2 separate regions of the Homo sapiens genome follow, and region 2 is linked to region 1. Evidence: read pairs that join two places in POLR2A ChIA-PET (ENCODE). Cell type or tissue: endothelial cell of umbilical vein. All regions are shown on one strand. Links, peaks and the distances in the headings refer to the core of each region. The heading gives the core; the rest is flanking DNA. Region 1 overlaps KIAA1671. Region 2 overlaps SGSM1 (small G protein signaling modulator 1).

Region 1 (9,925 bases), core at 1,908-9,907:
TGGGACACCTGGACTCTGTGCTGATGTAGGAGTACGTCCTTGTAGGTATCTTTAGGCTGTTTCCTCAACTGTAAACATCCCATGACTATCTTGTGACCAGCAAGGAATGTGGCTTTTTAGTCTTAAGATGGAGTCGAATTGAACATGGCCTTACTCTGGCTCTACCAGGCGCCTGCTTCCCTAACACGACCAGGCACTCACAGCTAAGATTTTTTTTGTTTGTTTTGTTTGTTTGTTTTTTGTGTTTGTTTGTTTGTTTTTTGAGATGGAGTCTCGCTCTGTCACCCAGGCTGGAGTGCAGAGGCGCAATCTCGGCTCACTGCAGCCTCTGCCTCCTGGGTTCAAGCAATTCTCCAGCCTCAGCCTCCCGAATAGCTGGGATTACAGGCATGTGCCACTATGCCTGGATAATTTTTGTTATAGTAGAGACGGGGTTTCGCTCTGTTGGCCAGGCTGGTCTCAAAATTCTGACCTCAAGTGATCCACCCACATTGGCCTCCCAAAGTGCTGGGATTACAGGCGTGAGCCACTGCACCCCGCATAAGATGTGTTGAGCCCTTACTGTGTACTGGATTCTGAACACTTTGTACGTAGTACCTCATTCATGCCTCCCAGCGACCCTGCGGGGGCAGGCACTGTCATCATCCTTATTTTACGTGAAGGAGTGGGGGCCCAGAGAGATTAACCAGCTAGCAAGTGTGGGAATGAGGCAATCTAACTCCATCCACACCCTTCCCCTGGGCCCAGGGATGCCTCTGTAATAAGACACCTCATCCTCTCCCTAGTCCTCAGTTTCCCTCTTTGGGAACCTGTTCTGTCTGCGCCCTGACCTTTCAGGGAATCACAAACTGCTTGAAGATGGGCACATGTCTGGCTTCCCTGGGTCCCCTTTGGTGGCCGACAATGCAGTGCACACAGTGGGTCTGCCATCTTCATGCCTAGATCTAAAGATGATTTCATTGTGAGCAAGACTGGTGCTGGGACAACTGGGAATTCTCTGCCTTTTGGGGAACAGTTACAGAGGACCTACTAAACCCTTGGCTGGTGCCAGGCCCCGAGACCACAGAGATAACCTGGGACCCAGGCTCTGCCCATGGGGAGCTCCCAGCCCTGTGAGGAAGACAGGCCATCCTCACCCAGCACATCCTACTGTACCCGAAGAGAGGGCGCAGTGACTCATTTTTTGCCGTTGGCATTAGGTTTAAAAGATGGTTGAACGTCCACAGAAGGAAAAGGAATTCCTGGCAGAGGGCACTGCCTGAGCATAGGCAGGGAGGCTGAGCAGCCACGTGTGCTTGAGCGCTGGTTTGGCGAGGCAGCAAGCGGCGGCTGTATGGTGAAGGGTGTTGAAGGCTGAGCCAGGAATCAAGGCTGCTGGCCACAGACGCATTGATGATGGATGACGTGCTGGTGGGGCTGAGCACCTGAAAAAAAAGGGTGTCAGTTCCCAAAGCAGGGCCTGGCATACAGTAGGCCCACAGGGAGAGCATGAGGAATGGGTGGCCGCCTGGGGTCCTGGAGAGTAGTATTTCGGATGTCTGGGCTGTGGGATGTGGGAGGAATGTCACTGAGCCATTCCTCAGGTGGCACATGCCATTCCTGCCCCGTCCCCACATAGGAATGCGGGCCACTTCTCACAGGCTGGAAGATGGCCTTGCTACATGCGAGTCTTCTGATGTTTAAATGTTGGTTAGTAACTAATTCAAACAAAATGGTGCACCACCTTCCTCTTTCCCCCCAAAAAAGAAAAACAACACTCAAACAAAATTATGTCTAAGGGGACTACCATTTTTCAACTTTTTTTAAAGAATTATTATTATTATTATTATTTTTTTTTTTTTGAGACAGTCTCGCTCGTCGCCCAGGCTGGAGTGCAGTGGTGCGATCTCGGCTTACTGCAACCTCCACCTCCCGGATTCAAGCGATTCTCCTGCCTCAGCCTCCCGAGTAGGTGGGATTATAGGTGCCTGCCACCACGCCCGGCTAATTTTTGTACTTTTTAGTAGAGACGGGGTTTCAACATATTGTCCAGGTTGGTCTTGAACTCCTGACCTTGTGATCCTCCTGCCTTGGCCTCACAAAATGCTGGTATTACAAGTGTGAGCCACTGCGCCTGATCGAGACTGGGTACTTTAAAGAAACAGAGATGTATTTCTCACAGTTCTGGAGGCTGGGAAGTCCAGGATCAAGGTGCCAGCAGGTTTGGTTTCTGGCAAGGACCTGCTTGCTTGTAGATGGTGTTGTCTAGGTTTTCTCATGTGGAAATGAGGGAGGGGATGGAAGGGGTGAGCTCACCCCTTCAAGCCCTTTTATTTTTGTTTTAAAATTATTTTTATTACTGTTTTTAAAGACAGGGTCTGGCTCTGTCATCCAGGCTGGAGTGCAGTATTGCAATCATAGTTCACTGCAGCCTCAAACTCTTGGGCTTGAGCAATCCTCCTACCTCAGCCTCCTGAGTAGCTGAGACTACAGGCACACACCACCACACCAGGCTAAGTTTTCCATTTTTTATAGACACAGGGTCTTATGATGTTGCCCAAGCTGGTCTTGAACTTCTCACCTCAAACGATCCTCCCACCTCAGCCTTCCAAAATGTTGGAATTACAGGGGTGAGCCACCATGCCTGACCTCAAGCCCTTTTATATGGGCATCAGTTCCACTCATGAGGGTGGAGCTGTCATGGCCTAATCACCTCTCAAGTGTTCCATTTCTTAACACCCTCATCTTGGGAATTAAGTTCCAGCTGATGAATTTTGGAGAAACACATACATTCAAACCATAGCCCTGGAGAATCCAGGCTGATCTCACCTCATGACCCTTAACCTCGACATCTGCAAAGACCATTTCCAAATATGGTCGCATTTGCAGGTTCTAGGTGGACATATGTTTTTAGGGGTCTCCATTCAACCCACTTAGGGGAGGAAGCCTACTTTCGACAGCATGGGCAAAGTCTTTATGGGTGCCTGGCTCACAGGGTGGGGTCAAGTGGTGGGAGGTGCACAGGGGCCTGGGGTGGGAGGGAACAGGTTGGATTTTCTCCCAAGAGTGATGAGGAAGCAAGGAAAGCATCTAAGATGTGTGTGTGGAGTGCCTCGGTCACATCTGTGCTTGCAGGTGGCCCCCTGCCATGGAGAAGGGCCCCTGGGGGCGGGAAGAGAGGACACTGTTCCACTTCGTCAGCCTCTGACTTCTGATGCAGCCACACTCCCCGGGCTGCCTCGGCCCACGGGTCAGGGTGGTGGTCAGGGCGGCCAGAGCAGGATAACCAGGACTGGGCACTGGGGGCAGCTTCTCCTGGGGGTGTGCCCTGGTGCGTCTGACCACCTCTGGTTGGGAGATGGGGACTTGGGGGTCTCCATTGTTGGCACCTGCCCAGCGGTGCTCCCCTCCCCACACCCCCCACCTGGTCCTAGATTGGCTCTGTCTCCACCTTGGACTCGCCGGGTCTTGGACCTTTGAACGTCTCTTTTTATTCTTAGCCCCCTGCCCTGTCACCATTGTCACTGCCACCTCCAGCTTTCTCCCCGGCTGTTCCTGGTGCTCTTTGTCCCTGCCCGCCTCCCGGGCCATCAGTCTGGCTTACTTTCTCTGACTTCCTTTGGGGTTCATCCCTTGCCCTGCCTGTCGCTCTCCCATCAGAACCCCTACCCCACCCATCTCCCTCTCCTCTCCCTCCATGTCTCTCGTCTTTCTCTTTTTCTCCTTTCACCCTCTGTGTTCCCTGTCTTGCCCTTCCCTCCCTGTCTCATGCCTTTCCTGCCTGTAACTTCCTTCTCCTTCCTCCCACCTTCCTCCCTCTGCCCTGCGCCTGGCCTGCCATCCTCTCTTCCTCTCTCCATCCCGCCTGTCTCTGGCATCCTGTCTGCCTCCTTCCAGCCCCTTTCTCTCCGGGCATTTCTCTGTCCTGGGCTGATAGGAGACCAGACAGTCAACCCTTAGCAGCCTCCATGCTGACTGTGGCCCCTGTCAGCCAAGGGGTGTCAGAAAGGCCCTGGCGGGCCCCTGTGTTTATGGCAACAGTCATTCAGTAGGGCAGCCGCGAGCGCTGCATGCCCCACTTCTATTAATCCCTCAGTTAGCGGGGCCTAACCCCAGACTTGACACTCATCAGCCAGTCAGCCAGGACACGCAGCGCCAGGGGTACAGCCAGGCAGCTGGCATCATCCCTCCAGCGGTGCCGCCAGTGCAGAGGAACCAGCCCTTTTGCTGCACTTTTGTCGGTCAGCAGGACCCAGTGCTCTGGCTATGCTGTCAGCTGGGGCTGTCCTCTGACTGGTACTGTCAGCTGGTGAGCAGGGCTGGCTTTTCAGCTGTACTGTCTGGCAGTTAGGGAGCAGGGCCGGCCTTCCGACTGTGCCGTCAGGGAGCAGGGCCAGCCTTCCGACTGTGCCATCAGGGAGCAGGGCCGGCCTTCTGACTGTGCTGCCAGTCCCTGGCTCTGCCATCGCTGGGGCCAACCCCTGACTTGTCAGGCAGCGAGCAGCTGAGACCCAGTGCCTGCTGGGAGTGGGGCGCTGAGAATCAATGAAACCACAGGCCTGCCTCTGAAGAGCTTTGAAGCTACCCCGTGGTTTTCTCAGCTGCTGCACCCAGCACCCTCTCCTTGTTTTTTGTTTTTTTGTTGTTTTTTTTTTTGAGACAGAGCCTCACTCTGTCACCCAGGCTGGAGTGCAGTGGCACGATCTCGGCTCACTGCAAGCTCCGCCTACCGGGTTCACGCCATTCTCCTGCCTCAGCCTCCCGAGTAGCTGGGACTACAGGCGCCCGCCTCCGCGGCCGGCTAATTTTTTATATTTTTAGTAGAGACGGGGTTTCACCGTGTTAGCCAGGATGGTCTCGATCTCCTGACCTCATGATCTGCCCACCTTGGCCTCCCAAAGTTCTGGGATTACAGGCGTGAGCCACCGTGCCCAGCCCACCCTCTCCTTATTTAAGTGAGTTTCCTGTTAGATGCTCTGCCTGGTGTCCAGTGGTGAGGCTGAAGGATGCAGCACAGATGGGCCCAGGATGTTGCTGGGGCAGTCAGTGTGCCAAGCTCCAGCCTGGGGGCGGGAGCCTGGTGCAGAACCCAGGGCCTCTGCCTGGTGCCTCTGTGAACACCTCCCCCGCCTCAGTTTTCCCCTCTCAGCAGTGAGAAGGACCTTGCCTCAGAAGCACAGCTGTCTTGCATCCGGCGCTCACTTGCCGGAGTCTCTGGGTTATGGCCTCGGCTTATGAGGAGCAGGTGTTGAGTAGGGGATCCAGGAGCGTCTGGCTTGTATTTGAATCCCTGTCTCACTGTTTAGCTGCTGCTCACCTCAGGAACCTCTTTTGACCCTGTGAGTTTTGGTTTCCTCATCTGGACAGTAGAAGTGATGATACTGCCCTCATGATATGACCATGAAAACTAAACTAGATGGTTTGGCAGGATTCTACCTTGTTGAATCCTCAAAGCCCTGAACACAGGGATAATTTGTCGCATTTTACAGAAGGGGTAACTGAGGCTCAGGAGGATGAGGTGACTTGCTAAAATCATGCTCTTTTGAAGGAAACATCTGGGAAAGTTTGCCTTGGATTTGCCCGAGGTGTGCTTTTATTGCATTTTAATCTCTGAAAATTGACATTCTCCTCACTCCCCACCTGGTGCAGCTGGCAGCTGGTGCCTCAGGGAGCTGATCCCTCCCTTTGCCAGCACCCCACTCCCCATGCTGGGCTGGGTGTCCACAGGAGTGGACGGGCCCAGGAATCATGGCTGGGAGGCCTGGGTTCCAGCCTTGCTTTAGCTACCAACTCACCGCGTGACCTTGGCCAAGTCCCTTGACTTCTCTGGGCCTCGGTTTTCCTCTCTGTAAAATGGGGATGGCCACACCCTCCTTCTGGGGGGATCAGAAGCTTAGCTGAGTTTAAAAGGAACATGACTGACATCAAAGGAGCCCGGTAAACCAATGGGATCCTGAGTTGATTTCCTTCCCTGTAACGAGTGGCAGGGCCTCCTTCTCCTCATGTGGTTTGGGGAGGAGGAACCACATACATTTGGGCTCACACGCACAGCACACAGTCAGTCCACACATGCACAAAACACACTCGTATGCACACATGCACACATACTTGACTCCACGTAAAAGCATGTACACACACACTCCTTCATGCATAAACACACACACACACGCGTGCACACATTCAGTTCCCGGGCATCACCTTCTCTCTTCTTGCCTTCTTGCCGTACAACTGAAAACCCTAAAACCCTCCGTGCCTACGGCTCCCGGGAGGGTGAGGGTCCAGGCAGCTGGGTTCAGAAGGATCCACCCCTGGACCCGCCCCACTGGACGAGAAGCCAGAGATGCCCCGGGCGGGGCTCATAGGACCGAGTGGTGGCTTCTCAGTTCCCCAGGCAGCCGTGGCCATTAGTGGAGCCGACTGGCTGGTCCCCTGGCCGTGAGCCGGCTTCTGAATGATTTATGCCGCCTTGAACTTGACTCCAGCGTGACAGGAGTGAGAAGAGCCGCTCCCGCTAGAGGAAAGCTGGAAACCGTACTGTGCTCACCACATAACCTCTGGGTGCTGGAAATGGAGTATTACTACTGCCCCAGCCTGCTGAAGCTCTTGCGCTACCTCTGGGTGAGTGGCGGGGGGCAGTGCAGGCTCCAGGACGGGGTCACGTCCTTTCCCTCTCCTCCTGCTTCCTGTCAACTTTGCTTTTTGGCTGTGTCTGGTTAGCAATGTCTCTGTTTTCTTTAAGAAATGGTGGAGGTTACAAGGAAGAGAGAATGTTGGGGAAAAAGGAAACGGGCTTGGTTTGGGAGGTAGCACAGGTTTGTAGGAAGAGCTGAGACTCCTGAACAGGAATGAAGATCCTGGATCCGATGTGGGCTTTCCTCCAGTCCTCAAGAAAACAGGAAGAACGAGAACCACTTCAGTGAGTTTTTCAGAAAGCAACATTTATTTGATTTAAAGGACTATTCTTTATTCTGAAATTACATCCCTCTTGCCTCTGTGTGTGTAAGAATGTCTGTCTTCTATGGGATGAAAATAATAGATTTTGCTTTCCTTTTCCTGAACCTACACAGTGATAGAAGAAGTTGGGACCCCTTCCCCACTAACACTCACACTGTGCTGTCTCCTCTGGATAACAGAGGAAAAAAACCAGAACATTTTCTGATGAAATGCCAAAGTCAGGGAAGCTGTGCAGAAGTGCTTTGTGAGGTATAAAATGCTTTCAGGTCTCACTTTGACTTCGCAACTGGTCTGTTTTCTGTGCCTGGGCAAGTTACTTCTCCTCTCTGGGTTTCTGTTTCCTCCTCTGTGAAATAAGGAGTGGGTGTAGGTGATTCTGGGTTGTGTGACATCCATCAGGGCTCTGGGAATAGAGGGACTTACCGAAGAATTGTCATGGGCTGGTCTCAGAGTTTTCCAGAATATTTGCCACTGGTTTCAGCACACCCAAAAGGGAAAGTCTTAGGAAATATTATCTTTCCCATTGCTGAGTGTTTGCAAATACTTCAGATGCCTTCTTGCCCAGAGAATTTTCCAGCGCTCCTAAAAATACAACTTTAGGAAACATTGCCTTTTAGCCGCCAGTCCCAGAGTGTCTCACCTCCCTCCTGAGCCCCCCAGAGCAGTGGGGAAACAGGAGATCCCCCCAGTCCATATTGTTCAATCATTGGCCTATGAACATTCTTATATAATAAATGTAAGGCAACATTGATTGATTGATTGATTGATGTTTTAATTACAAAAATAATGCATGTGCATGGTAAAAAGATATGGAAAATTCAGACAGGCACAAAGAAGAAAAGAAGTCTCCAATAATCGTATTTTTGAATTGTGTGGTTTGCAAGGTCTGGATAACCTTGATGTGCCTGGCTGCGTGTTGGGCTCTGGGCTCCATGCTGGAGATGCAGAGATGACTAAGATACAGTCCACGGTCCCCAGAACTTAGAGCTTGGCATAGGTGTTGAACTCATTGACAAATGGCTACGATCTCATGTTCATTCAGCACACACTTACCAGCAGTAGTTTGGAGCTAGCGCCAGATACTTGGAATATAGGAGCAAGACGGCATGGTCCCCTGACCGCATGGAACTTAGTCTGGTGAGAATTTGGACTTTGCTCAAGGAACTGAAACAAGGACCATGTATGTGTTAGGATGGGGGTGGTGCACAGTGCCTCAAGGGATATGGTCTCGTTGGGGTGCAGGGGCCAGGAGAGCCTCCCCAAGGAAGCTGAGTGCTGGAGGATGCCTAGGAGCTGGCAGTTGATGCTAGGGTAGGGGTCCAGGGAAGTGTGTGCCAGGCAGAGGGAACAGCATGTGCAAAGGGCTGGGGTGGATGTCAGAAAGAGCAAGAGCCCATGGCATGCCCATGGTACATTCCAGGTACTGGCCTAAGCTCATCCTGGCCAGTAGAGGCTGGGCAGTAATGCCCTCAGCCTCCTAGGGGCAGCTTTGTGGAGTGACAGAGTCACAGCTCCTCACCTGGCTGTGTCCCACCTCTCTAGTGACCTTGGGCAAGTCTTTTCCTCTCTGGGCCTTGGTTTCCCCATCTGGACCATGAAGAGGTAGGATGAGGCAGTTTAGAAAGTCTTTCCTAGATGTGATAATGAGAGAGATTTTCATTTGTCCGCTGCTTTCTGTGGGTGACCAGGTCCTGGGGGAGTGAGGAGCCACATAGGCCCACCGCTGGTTTTGCAAATTACCCACAATTTCTCTGTCTCTCTGAGTCACTGAAGACAGCCTGGCACACGTGTTAACAAGACCGGGATCTTAGATTAGCCCAGGTGTCTGCACTTCTAAACTGGAAACTCTTGCTTGACCTCTCAAGGAAGCTTGGGAATGTGGACCTGGATTCTGAGGAAGCCCCGTGGCCTTGGGAAGTCCATTTCAGCTTCCCAAACTTCAGCTTCCTCATCTGCAAAGCGAGGCCCCGCTGCCTTCCTGATTTGCTTCTTGGGGCAATTCCTTTGAATTCTCTAGCTCATTTCTGAAACCTAGAAGCTGCTCCCAGAATGTCAGTTCCTCCTGCTTCCCAGGAGGCCACCGTCAGATTTGGTGACCAGCTAACCAGGAATAATTGCAGAGAGCCAGGTGGAGGTGCTCGCTCCCCTGCCACTCCTGTAGCTTCGCATAGCTTGAACATGCGTTCATCCATCATTTCTTCAGCATGGGCCCCTCCTCACTGCCCCTGGGCCCTGGTAATGTTGCCCATTCACTAGGGTCTTCCCTGGTGAATGACCCCCTTCCCTTCTGCATTCTTTGTCCTGTTATTCTACCTTTTTGTTTGTCTGTTTTTAGAGATAGGGTCTCACTCTGTCACCCAGGCTGCAGTGCAGTGAATGATCATAGCTCACTGCAGCCTTGTCCTCCTGAGCTCAAGTGATCCTCCCACCTCAGCCTCCAGAGTAGCTGGGACTACAGGTGCGTGCCATCATGCCCAGCTAATTTTTTAACTTTTTATAGAGATGTGGCCTCACTATGTTGCCCAGGCTTGTCTTAAACTCTGGAGCTCAAGCGATCCTCCCACCTCAGCCTCCCAAAGTGCTGGGACTACAGGCGTGAGCCACCATACCCAGCCTGCAAATTTTTAAAGTTTTAAATAAATTTTAAAATGTTGTATACATTTAAAGTGTGCAACCAGATGTTTTGGTATATATACATATACATAGTGAAATTAGTACTGCAGTCAAGCAAATTAACATACCTATCTCCTCTCATAGTCACCTTTTATTTATAGACTGGTAAGAGCACCTGAGATCTACTCTCTCAACAAATTTCCAGTATATAATACAATACCATTAACTATAGTCACTATGCTTCAGGTCTCTAGACATACTCATCCTTTAGAACTGCAACTTTGTACCCTTTAACATCTTTCCATTCCTCCCCCTACACCCCTCTGCCCCATTCTGGGTTTGTTTGTTTTTTAGGTAGTCTTGCTCTGTTGCCCACGCA
Region 2 (11,390 bases), core at 1,318-9,317, 160 kb before region 1:
TGAGGCAGGAGAATGGCGTGAACCCGGGAGGTGGAGCTTGCAGTGAACCGAGATCACACCACTGTACTCCAGCCTGGGAGACACAGCAAGACTCTGTCTCAAAAAAAAAAAAAAAAGAAAAGAAGAAAAGAAGGATTAATGCCAATTCTTCGTGAACTCTTCAAAAACGTAGAAAAGGAAGGAATGCTTCTTAACTCATTCAATAAAGCCAGACCTCATATGAGGACTGGGTGTCTCATTGGCACCCAGATACCAATAACAGACAAAGACATAACAAGAAAACTACACACCAATATCCTTCAATAATACAAATGCAGAAATCCTCAACAAAATACCAATAAACTTAATTCACCAAGATATAAAAAAGCTTATACACCATGACCAAGTAGGGCTTATCTCCAGAATGCAAGGATGGTTTGACATGCAAAAATCAATCAATTTAATTCACTACATTACTAAAATAAAGGGAAAAACCCACACAATCATATCAATTGACACAGAAAAACACAACAAAATCCAACACCCTTTCATAATAAAAACATTCAACAAACTAGGAATAGAAGGAAACTAAACACGATAGAGGGCATTTATGGAAACCTCACAAATATCATCATACTCAATGGTGAAAAACTGAACACTTCCTCCCTGAGAGCAGGAACAGGACAAGTATGTCTATTTTTGCCGCCAAAGGTTCTAGCCAGGGCAATTAAGAAAGAAAAAGAAATAAAAGTAATTCAGATTGGAAAGAAAGTAAAACTATCTTTGTTCACAGATGATGTGATTTTGCGTATAGAAGATCTTAAGGAATAAAATAATTAAAACTGATAAGTGTATCAAGGTTGCAGGATATAAGATCAATAAACAAGAGTCTCTTGTATTTCCATACACTTGAAATGAACAATCCCAAAATGAAATTAGGAAAACAATTTTATTTGCAATAGCATCTAGAAGAATACAGTACTGGCTGGGTGCAGTGACTCATGCCTGTAATCCCAGCGTTTCGGGAGGCCAAGGCGGGTGGATCACCTGAGGTCAGGAGTTTGAGACCAGCCTGACCAACAAGGTGAAACCCAGTCTCTACTAAAAATAAAACATAAAAAAAAGTAAACAAAAATAGCCAGGCGTGGTGGCGCATGCCTCTAATTCCAGTTACTTGGGAGGCTGAGGCAGGAGAATTGCTTGAACCTGGGAGGCAGAGGTTGGAGTGAGCTGAGATTGCACCACTGCACTCCAGCCTGGGCAACAGAGTGAGACTCCATCTCAAAAAGTAAAATAAAAAATAAATAAATAGGCCGGGCATGGTGGATCACGCCTGTAATCCCATCACTTTGGGAGCCTCGGTGGGTGGATCACCTGAGGTCAGGAGTCCGAGACCAGCCTGGCCAACATGGTGAAACCCTGTCTCTACTAAAAATACAAAAATTAGCCCAGCATCGTGGCGGGTGCCTGTAATCCCAGCTACTTGGGAGGCTGGGGCAGGAGAATTGCTTGAACCTGGGAGGTGGAGGTTGCAGTGAGCTGAGATTGCGCCATTACACTCCAGCCTGGGTGACAAGAGCAAAACTCCATCTCAAATAAATAAATAAATAAATAAATAAATAAATAAATAAATAAATAAAAGAATACAATACTTATGAGTAAACTTAACAGAAATGCAAGATTTGTACATTGAAAACTACAAGGCATTGTTGAAATAAATTTTAAAAACCCAAATAAATGGAAAGATATCTCATATTCATGGATTGGAAGACTTAGTGTTGTTAAGGTAGCAATGCTCTCCAATGATCTGTAAAGTCAGTGCAATCTCTGTCAAAAATCCCAGCTGCCTTTGTTTTTTGTTGTTGTTTTTTTTGGTTTTTTGGTTTTTTTGCAAAAATTAACAAGCTGACCCTAAAGTTGATATGGAAATTCAAGGGATTTAGAATAGCCAAAACAATTTTTAAAAGGATATGTTGGCCGGGCGCAGTGTCTCACGCCTGTAATCCCAGCACTTTGGGAGGCTGAGGTGGGCAGATCACGAGGTCAGGAGATCGAGACCATGGTGAAACCCCATCTCTACTAAAAATGCAAAAAATTAGCTGGGCACAGTGGCAGGAACCTGTAGTTCCAGCTACTCAGGAGGCTGAGGCAGGAGAATGGCATGAACCCGGGAGGCGGAGCTTGCAATGAACTGAGATCGCGCCACTGCACTCCAGCCTAGGTGACAGAGCAAGACGCCATCTCAAAAAAAAAAAAAAAAAAAAAAAAGATGTTGCAGGACTCACAGTACCTGATTTCAAAACCTACTACAAAGATACTTAAAATAGTGATATTTCTGTAAGGATCAACATGTAGATCAATGGAATAGAATTGAGAGCCCATAAGTAAGCCCTTACATTGATGGTCAATTGATTTTGACAGAGATACTAAGACAATTCAACTCAGTGAGGAAAAACAGTCTTCTCAACTTATGGTGCAAGAACTACTGGACAGACATATGCAAAAGATTGAAGTTGAACCCTTACCTCACACCACATACAACAAACTAACTCAAAATGGATCATAGACCTAAATGTAAGAACTAAAACTGTAAAATTTAAAACAGGAGTAAATCTTTGTCACCTTGGGCTAGGGAATTTTTTTTAGATATGACACCAAAAACATAAAGAAAGAAAAAATAGGCAAATTAGACTTCATCAAAATTAAAAACTTTTGTACTTCAAAGAACACCATCAAGAAAGTGGAAAGAACCCAAAGACTAGAAGAAAATATTTGCAAGTCATATGCGTGATAAAGGACTTGTAACCAAAATATATAAACAACTCTTACAATTCAACGGTAAAAAGACAACCTGGCCAGGCGCGGTGGCTCACGCCTGTAATCCCAGCACTTTGGGAGGCCGAGGCGGGCAGATCACGAGGTCAGAAGATCGAGACCATCCTGGCTAACATGGTGAAACCCTGTCTCTACTAAAAATACAAAAAATTAGCTGGGCGTGGTGGCGGGCGCCTGTAGTCCCAGCTACTCGGGAGGCTGAGGCAGGAGAATGGCATGAACCCAGGAGGCAGAGCTTGCAGTGAGCCGAGATCGCGCCACTGCACTCCAGCCTGGGCGACAGAGCGAGACTCCATCTCAAAAAAAAAAAAAGAAAGAAAGACAACCTGATTAAAGTGGGTGAGGGATTTGAATAGACATTTCTCAATAGAATTGAAGATATGCAAATGGCTAATATGCAAATGGCCAATAAGCACATTAAGGGATGCTCTACATCGGGGCCCCAAGCCCTGTGCCACAGACAGGAACCTTGCCGCACGGCAGGAGGTGAGCAGTAGGCTAGTGAGCATTACAGCCTGAGCTCCACCTCCCTCCTCCTGTCATATCAGCGGTGGCATTAAATTCTCATAGGAGCGTGAACCCTATTGTGAATTGTGCATGTGAGGGGTCTAGGTTGTGCACTCCTTCTGAATATCTAATGCCTGATGATCTGAGGTGGAACAGTTTCATCCAGAAACCATCCCCCCGACTCCACTCCCTGTCCATGGAAAAATTGTCTTCCAGGAAACTGGTGTCTGGTAACAAAAAAGTTGAGGACTGCTGTTCTACATCGTTACTCATTAGGAAAATGGAAATCAAAACCACAGTGAGATACCACTTCATATACACTGGGATGGCTAGAATCAAAACAATAGAAAATCACGGGTTGATAAGAATATGGAGAAATTGGAAGCTTTGGACATTGCTGGTGGAATTGTAAAATGGTTTGGCCACTTTATTATTTATTTATTTATTATTATTATTATTATTTTCAGATGGAGTCTCATCCTGTCACCCAGGCTGGAGTGCAATGGCACCATCTCAGCTCACTGCAACCTCCACCTCCTGGGTTCAAGCAATTCTCCTGCCTCAGCCTCCCAAGTAGCTGGGATTACAGGCGCCCACCACCACATCTGGCTAATTTTTGTATTTTTAGTAGAGACGGGATTTCACCATGCTGGCCATGCTGGTCTCGAACTCCTGACCTCAGGTGATCCACCCACCTTGGCCTCCCAAAGTGCTGGGATTACAGGCGTGAGCGACCATGCCTGGCTGGTTTGGCCACTTTAAAAAACAGTCTGGCAGTTTCTCATAGTAATAAACATAGAGTTATCATACGACCCAGCAATTTCATCCGTAGATATATGCCTAAGAGAATTGAAAATATATGTGCATACAAATACCTGTACATATATGTTCATAATAGCATTATTCATAATACCCAAAAAAGTGGAAACAGTCCAAATGTCCATCAAATTATGAATGCATAAACAAAATGTGGTATATCCATACAATGGAATATTATTTGGCAAAAAAAGGATGATGTTCTGATGCAAACTACAATGTGGGTGAACCTTGAAAACATAATGCTAAGTGAAAGAAGCCAGACACAAAAGTTCACAAATGGTGTGATTCCATTTATATGAAATGTCCAGAATAGACAAATCCATGGAGACAGAAAGACTAGTCGTTGACAGGGACTTGGGGGAGAAAGAGATGTGAAGTTGCTGCTTCATTGATATAGGGATTTTGGGGTTGGGGGGGTAAAGAAATGTTCTGGAACTAATAGTGGTGATTGCACAACATTGTGAATGTACTAAAACCACTAAGTGGTACATTTAAAGGGTGAATTTTATATGAGAATCTCAATAAACCTGTTAAAAAAATGGGGGCTGGGTGCAATGGCTCACACCTATAATCCTAGCACTTTGGGAGGCAGGAGGATTGCTTGAGATCAGGAGTTTGAGACCAGCCTGAGCAACATAGTGAGACTCCATCTCTATAAAAATTTAAAAATTAGCTGGGCATGGTGGTGCACACCTGCAGTCCCAGCTACTCAGGAGGCTAAGACAAGAGGATTGCTTGAGCCCAGGAGTTGGAGGTTGCAGTGAGCTATGATCATGCCACTGCATTCCAAGCCTGGGGGACAGCAAGACTCTGTCTCTAAAATGTAATAAATAAGTCCAGGCCCAGTAGCTCACACCTGTAATCCCAGCACTTTGGAAGGCCGAGGCAGGTGGATCACTTGAGGTCAGGAGTTGGAAACCAGCCTGGCCAACATGGTGAAACCCCATTTCTACTAAAAATACAAAAGTTAGCCAGGCATTGTGGTGGGGACTTGTAATTCCAGCTACACGGGAGGCTGCGGCAGGAGAAACACTTGAACCCAGGAGACAGAGGTTGCAGTGAGCCAAGATCGTGCCACTGCACTCCAGCCTTGGTGACACAGCAAGACTCTGTCTCAAAATAAATAAATAAAATAAAATAAATAGGCAAGGCGTGGTGGCTCAGCCTGTAACCTCAGCACTTTGGGAGGTGGAGGTGGGCAGATTGTGACTAGCCTGGGCAACATGGTGAAACGTCACCTCTACAAAAAATAGAAAAATTAGCCAGGTGTGTTGGCAGACACCTGTGGTCCCAGCTACTCAGGAGGCTGAGGCAGGAGGATCACTTGAGGCTGCCAAGGTCGAGGCTGCAGTGAGCCGTGATTGTGCCACTGCACTCCAGCCTGGGTGGCAGAATGAGACCCTGTCTCAAAAATTAATTAAATAAATAAATACATAATAAATGGGGAGCATAATTCCCCACTTTTTTTTTTTTTTTTTTTGAGATGGAGTTTCACTCTTGTTGCCCAGGCTGGAGTGCAATGGTGCCATCTCAGCTCACTGCAATCTCCGCCTCCCAGGTTCAAGCAATTCTTCTCCCTCAGCCTCCCGAGTAGCTGGGATTACAGGCATGAACTACCATGCCTGGCCAACTACCTACACTTTAGACACGGACTGCACATAGTGACTTGTTTCCAAAAAGTGCAGTATGGAAGGCAGTGATGGGATGAGAAACCTGACAAACACGACCTCAGCCAGGTGACCATGGCCAACATCAGCAGTCATAAATCATGGTGACAGTATATACCCTTATGATGTGATTAAACTGGCCCATTACCTCTGTGGTTTTCCTCTCGATAACCCATAGCCCAGTCTTACCATGAGAAAGGCATCAGATAAATTCCATTACTAATAGTGCAGCATCCTGCAAAAATACCTGACCAGTACGCCTCAAAACTATCAAGGTCTCTAGGCGCGGTGGCTCACGCCTTTAATCCCAGCACTTTGAGAGGCTGAGGCAGGCAGGTCACAAGGTCAGGAGATCGAGACCATTCTGGCTAACACGGTGAAACCCCGTCTCTACTAAAAAGACAAAAAAATTAGTTGGGCTTGGTGGCGGGCGCCTGTAGTCCCAGCTACTTGGGAGGCTGAGGCAGGAGAATGGCGTGAACCTGGGAGGCGGAGCTTGCAGTGAGCCAAGATTGCGCCACTGCACTCCAGCCTGGGCGACAGAGCGAGATTCTGTCTTAAAAAAAAAGGAAAAAAAAAAAAAAACTATCAAGGTCATCAAAAACAAGAAAAGCCTGAGAAACTGCGACAGCCAAGAGGAGCTTAAGGGAACATAACCAATTGATGTAATGTGCTGTTCTGGATGAGAGCTTGGAACAGAAAAATGACATTCAGTACACGCTAAGGAAATCTGAATACAATATGGACTTTAGTTCATAATGTGTCCGTATTGGTTCAACAAATGTACCATGCTAATGTCCAGATATTAATAGAGGAAACCACGTGTGGGGTGCATGAGAAGTCTTTCCTGTCTTCTCAGTTTTTCTGTAAATCAAAACTTTTCTGAAAAATAAAGCCTTTTGGCCAGGTGCAGTGGCTCAGGCCTGTAATCCCAGTACTTTGGGAGGCCAAGGCAGGCAGATCACGAGGTCAGGAGATCAAGACCATCCTGGCTAACACGGTGAAACCCCGTCTCTACTAAAAATACAAAAAAGGTCCACCCCCAACATTGGAGGTCATATTTCAACATGAGATTTGGAGAGGACAAACATCTGAACCATATCACTTGGGCAGCGGGGCATCTGACTGTTCTGTGATGCTTTCTCAGAGGCCCTTGCCTTCAGCTGCTTCACGGAGCTCATGAAGAGGATGAACCAGAACTTCCCCCACGGAGGCGCCATGGACACGCACTTTGCAAACATGAGATCGTTGATCCAGGTATGACCCAGCATCCATTCTTGCTTTGGACTTTTTTGGGAAACAGTTAGTAAAGCTTAGTGGCTCCAGACTGAGCTATTTAGAGCCCACCTGGATTGGAATCCAGGTTTGTATTTCTGCCATACAAACTCAGCATATACTCTTATCTCTGTGGGCCTCAGTTTTCTTATCTGGGAAATAGGTTTTCTCACTTATATGAGTCCCAATAAATTATTAGAATTATCATGGAAATGAAGTAAACTAATGATTTTATAGTGCTTAGCACAGTGCATGTCAGTGCCTCTCAGAGCATAGTCCACGGGCTGGCAACATCAGCCTCACCTGGCAACTTGTTAGAAGTGCAAATTACTAACACGGTGAAACCCCATCTCTACTAAAAATACAAAAAAAATTAGCAGGGCATGGAGGCAGGTGCCTGTAGTCCCAGCTACTCTGGAGGCTGAGGCAGGAGAATGGCGTGAACCTGGGAGGCAGAGCTTGCAGTGAGCCGAGATCGAGCCACTGCACTCCAGCCTGGGCGACAGAGCAAGACTCCATCTCAAAAAAAAAAAAAAAAAAGAAAGAAAAAAAGAAGTGCAAATTACTGGGCACCTTTCCTCCACCGAATAAAAATCTCTGAGTTGGGCCCAGGAGTCTGTGCCATATGAAGCTCTCCAGGTAATTCTGGTGCAAGCTCGATTTTGAGAAGTATTGTAATAAATGCTAGCTCTTTGGCATTCATAGCGATTGGTATATCTACTCCCCAGAGGAATTAAGACACTCAACCCTTTGATTAGAAGGAATGCAAATGTGTTAACTTGAGTAAATATTATGGATGCTTTATTATCTACACACTAGCAGTGGGGCTACAGTTAGCTCTGACTTCTTCTTTAGTGGAACTTTAAAATACTACAAAGTATTTTGGACATAAGAAAGGTAAAAGAGTAATATAATGAACACCCATGTTTCCACCCCCACCTCCCCAAGAAATAACACATTAACCATAGGCCTGGGGTGGTGGTTCATGCCAGTAATCCCAGCACTTTGGGAGGCAGAGGCGGGCGGATCACTTGAGGTCAGGAGTTTGAGACCAGCCCGGCCAACATGGTGAAACCCCATCTCTAACTAAAAATACAAACATTGGCCGGGGTGCGGTGGCTCATGCCTGTAATCCCAACACTTTGGGAGGCTGAGGTGGGTGGATCACGAGGTCAGGAGATCGAGATCATCCTGGCTAACACGGTGAAACACTGTCTCTACTAAAAATACAAAAAATTGGCCGGGTGCAGTGACTCAAGCCTGTAATCCCAGCACTTTGGGAGGTTGAGGCGGGCGGATCACGAGGTCAGGAGATCGCGACCATCCTGGCTAACACGGTGAAACCCTGTCTCTACTAAAAAAATACAAAAAAATTAGCCAGGCCTGGTGGCGGGTGCCTAAAGTCCCAGCTACTCAGGAGGCTGAGGCAGGAGAATGGTGTGAACCCAGCAGGCAGAGCTTGCAGTGAGCTGAGATGGCGCCACTGCACTCCAGCCTGGGCGACAGAGCAAGACTCCATCTCAAAAAAAAAAAAAAAAAAGATACAAAAATTAGCCAGGTGTGGTGGCACACGCCTATAATCCCAGCTACAGCTACTCAGGAGGCTGAGGTAGGAGAATTGCTTGAACCCGGTAGGTGGAGATTGCAATGAGCCGAGATAGCCCCATTGCACACCAACCTGGGTGACAGAGCGAGACTCTGTCCCCCCCCCCAAAAAAAAATTAACCATAGATTTTTCATTATTCGTGTACCCCTTCTTGATGGCTTTTCCCCATCACTCCTGTCCTCCCAGTGGTAAGCACTTTGCAGATTCCTATGTTCACCATTATAATGCATTTTTAAAAATTCTTTTACAATATATGCATATATTCCTAAACAGCATACAACTCTGTTTCTTTACTCCCCACTTTACATAAATATTTTAAATGGTATGAACTCTTGTGCAGCTCGTCTTTATACTCAGTAAGGAGTTTGAGAGGCTCGTCAACCACGGGGCAGTTGATTCCTCTTTCCCGGAAGTACAGTCTTTTGTGTTAGGAGTACAACGCATTCTATCACATTTGATTTGGATCCATTTTCCTGTTGGTGGTCATTTAGGCTGTTTTTATTTGGTTTGGTTTTGCTTTTGCTTTGGGGAATTTGGGGTTTTGTTTTTGGCCTTTATAAACAGTGCTGCGGCCGGGCACGGTTTCTCACGCTTGTAATCCCAGCACTTTGGGAGGCTGAGGCGGGCGGATCACGAGGTCAGGAGATTGAGACCATCATGGCTAACACGGTGAAACCCCGTCTCTACTAAAAATACGAAGAAATTAGCTGGGCGCGGTGGCGGGCGCCTGTAGTCCTAGCTACTCCGGAGGCTGAGATAGGAGAATGGTGTGAACCCGGGAGGCGGAGCTTGCAGTGAGCCGAGATCGCGCCACTGGACTCCAGCCTGGGCGACAGAGCGAGACTCCGTCTCAAAATAAATAAATAAATAAATAAATAAACAAACAGCGCTGCACTGAAATTCTTGTGTGCATCCCTGCTGCATGCACGCAACAACTTTGCTTGGGCATCTACTCAGAGTCCAATTGCTGGAGCAGAGGGAATGCACATCCTCAGTTTTATCAGGCACAACCGAATCACTCTTAAAGTGATTGTACTAGTTTCTTAATGCTCCAGGGCAGTATGGTAAGGATTTCAACACACACCATCCTCACTTGATATTGTCACACTTATATATTTTTGCCAATCTCTTGGATATGATCGAGCATCCCATTGTGATTTATAATTTTTTTTATTTTTAATTTTTGTGGGTACATAATAGGTGTATATATATGTGGAGTACATGAGTTGTTTTGAGACAGGCATGCAATGTGAAATAAGAAAATAGAGTTTGTGGAAAATAGAGTTTCCAATCCCTCAAGCATTTATCCTTTGTGCTCCAAACAATCCAATTATACACTTTTAGTTATTTTAAAATGTACAGTGAAATTATTATTGACCATAGTTACCCTGCTGTGCGATCAAATAGTATGTCCTCTTCATTCAGTTTTTTTCATTGTGATTTTGTTTGCATTGTCTTGATTGACAGTGAAATTGAGTATCTTCTAGTTTTTGGTTCATTTGGATTGTGAAGTGCCTATTCATATGCTTTGCCCATTTTCTATGTACATGTTTTCCATAATTAGAGTCATTTGTACATACTTTTCTTTCTGTACATTATTTTTCAAACATGTTTTTTTCCCACTGAATAGCATATCCAATAGCTGGAGGTATTCGTCCACCATCTGTTTTTTTTTATAAGAGTTTTGTTAAAATATAATTTAGATACATAAAATTTACCCTTTTGAAGTGTACGATTCAGTGGCTTTTCGTTTATTCACAGAGTTATGCAACAACACCAATTTCAGAACATTTTCATTACCCCAGAAAGAAATTCTTCACTAACAACCACTCCCCATCCCCTCCATCTCCCCAGCCCCTGAAAACCAAGGAGCTACTTTCTGTTTCCGTGGATTTGCCTTTTCTAAACATTTCATGTAAATGGAATCATACAATATGTGGCCTTTTGTGACTGGCTTCTTTTACCTAGTATAATGATGTCAAGGTTTATCCTGTATGTATGATGCATTGTAGCATGTATCAAAACTTAGTTCGAGGCCAGGCACGGTGGCTCACTCCTGTAATCCCAGCACTTTGGGAGGCCAAGGCGGGTGGATCATCTGAAGCCAGGAGTTCAAGACCAGCCTGGCCAACATGGTGAAACCCCGTCCGTCTCTATTAAAAATAACAAAAATTAGCCAGGCCTGGTGGCGGGCGCCTGTAATCCCAGCTACTTGGGAGGCTGAGGCACGAGAATCGCTTGAACCTGGGAGGCAGAGGTTGCAGTGAGCTGAAATCGCACCACTGCACTTCAGCCTGGGCAATAGAGTGAGACTCAGTCTCAAAAAAAAAAAATTTGTTTTTATTACGAGATAATATTAAATTAGATTGTATGGATAGGCCACTTTTTATTTATCCATTCATGTCTTGATGGACATTTGAGTTGTTTCCCAGTTGTTGGCTATTATGAATAACACATTACACACAGTCATTCATGTACAGATTTTTATGTGGATATGTTTTTGTTTTCATTTTGTTTTTTTAGATAGGGTCTCACTCTGTCACCCAGGCTGGAGTTCAGTGGTGTAATCATAGTTCATTGCAGCCTTGAACTCCTGGGCTCAAGTGATCCTCCCACTTTAGCCTCCTGAGTAGCTGGGACTACATGCCCAGGCCACCATGCCAGGCTAATAAAAAATTCTTTTTTTTTTTTTTTTTTTTAGA

Evidence for each region. ChIA-PET counts read pairs that join two places held together with the same protein. Peaks named below come from ENCODE experiments on the same cell type or tissue, not always from the same donor. Only the 100,000 strongest peaks of a DNase experiment are listed, where the experiment ranks them.
Region 2: POLR2A ChIA-PET joins it to region 1 with 5 read pairs; 3 of 35 experiments call an interaction of 5 or more read pairs at or near these places.

Annotation. Positions count from the first base shown.
Region 1 is chr22:25,063,820-25,073,744 of GRCh38, forward strand. The region is part of intron 6 of KIAA1671; the gene reads left to right. Among named protein-coding and RNA genes, the nearest start is that of KIAA1671-AS1, 44 kb to the right of the region's middle. RefSeq lists enhancers at 2,700-3,259, 5,804-6,354. In endothelial cell of umbilical vein, for the core only: no CTCF peak of the experiment used is centred there; a DNase peak (open chromatin) is centred at 6,572.
Region 2 is chr22:24,905,689-24,917,078 of GRCh38, forward strand. SGSM1 (small G protein signaling modulator 1) reads left to right here. Exons shown (of 25, transcript NM_001098497.3): 22 at 6,955-7,064. Among named protein-coding and RNA genes, the nearest start is that of LHFPL7, 35 kb to the right of the region's middle. RefSeq lists a silencer at 6,215-6,374. In endothelial cell of umbilical vein, for the core only: no CTCF peak of the experiment used is centred there; no DNase peak of the experiment used is centred there.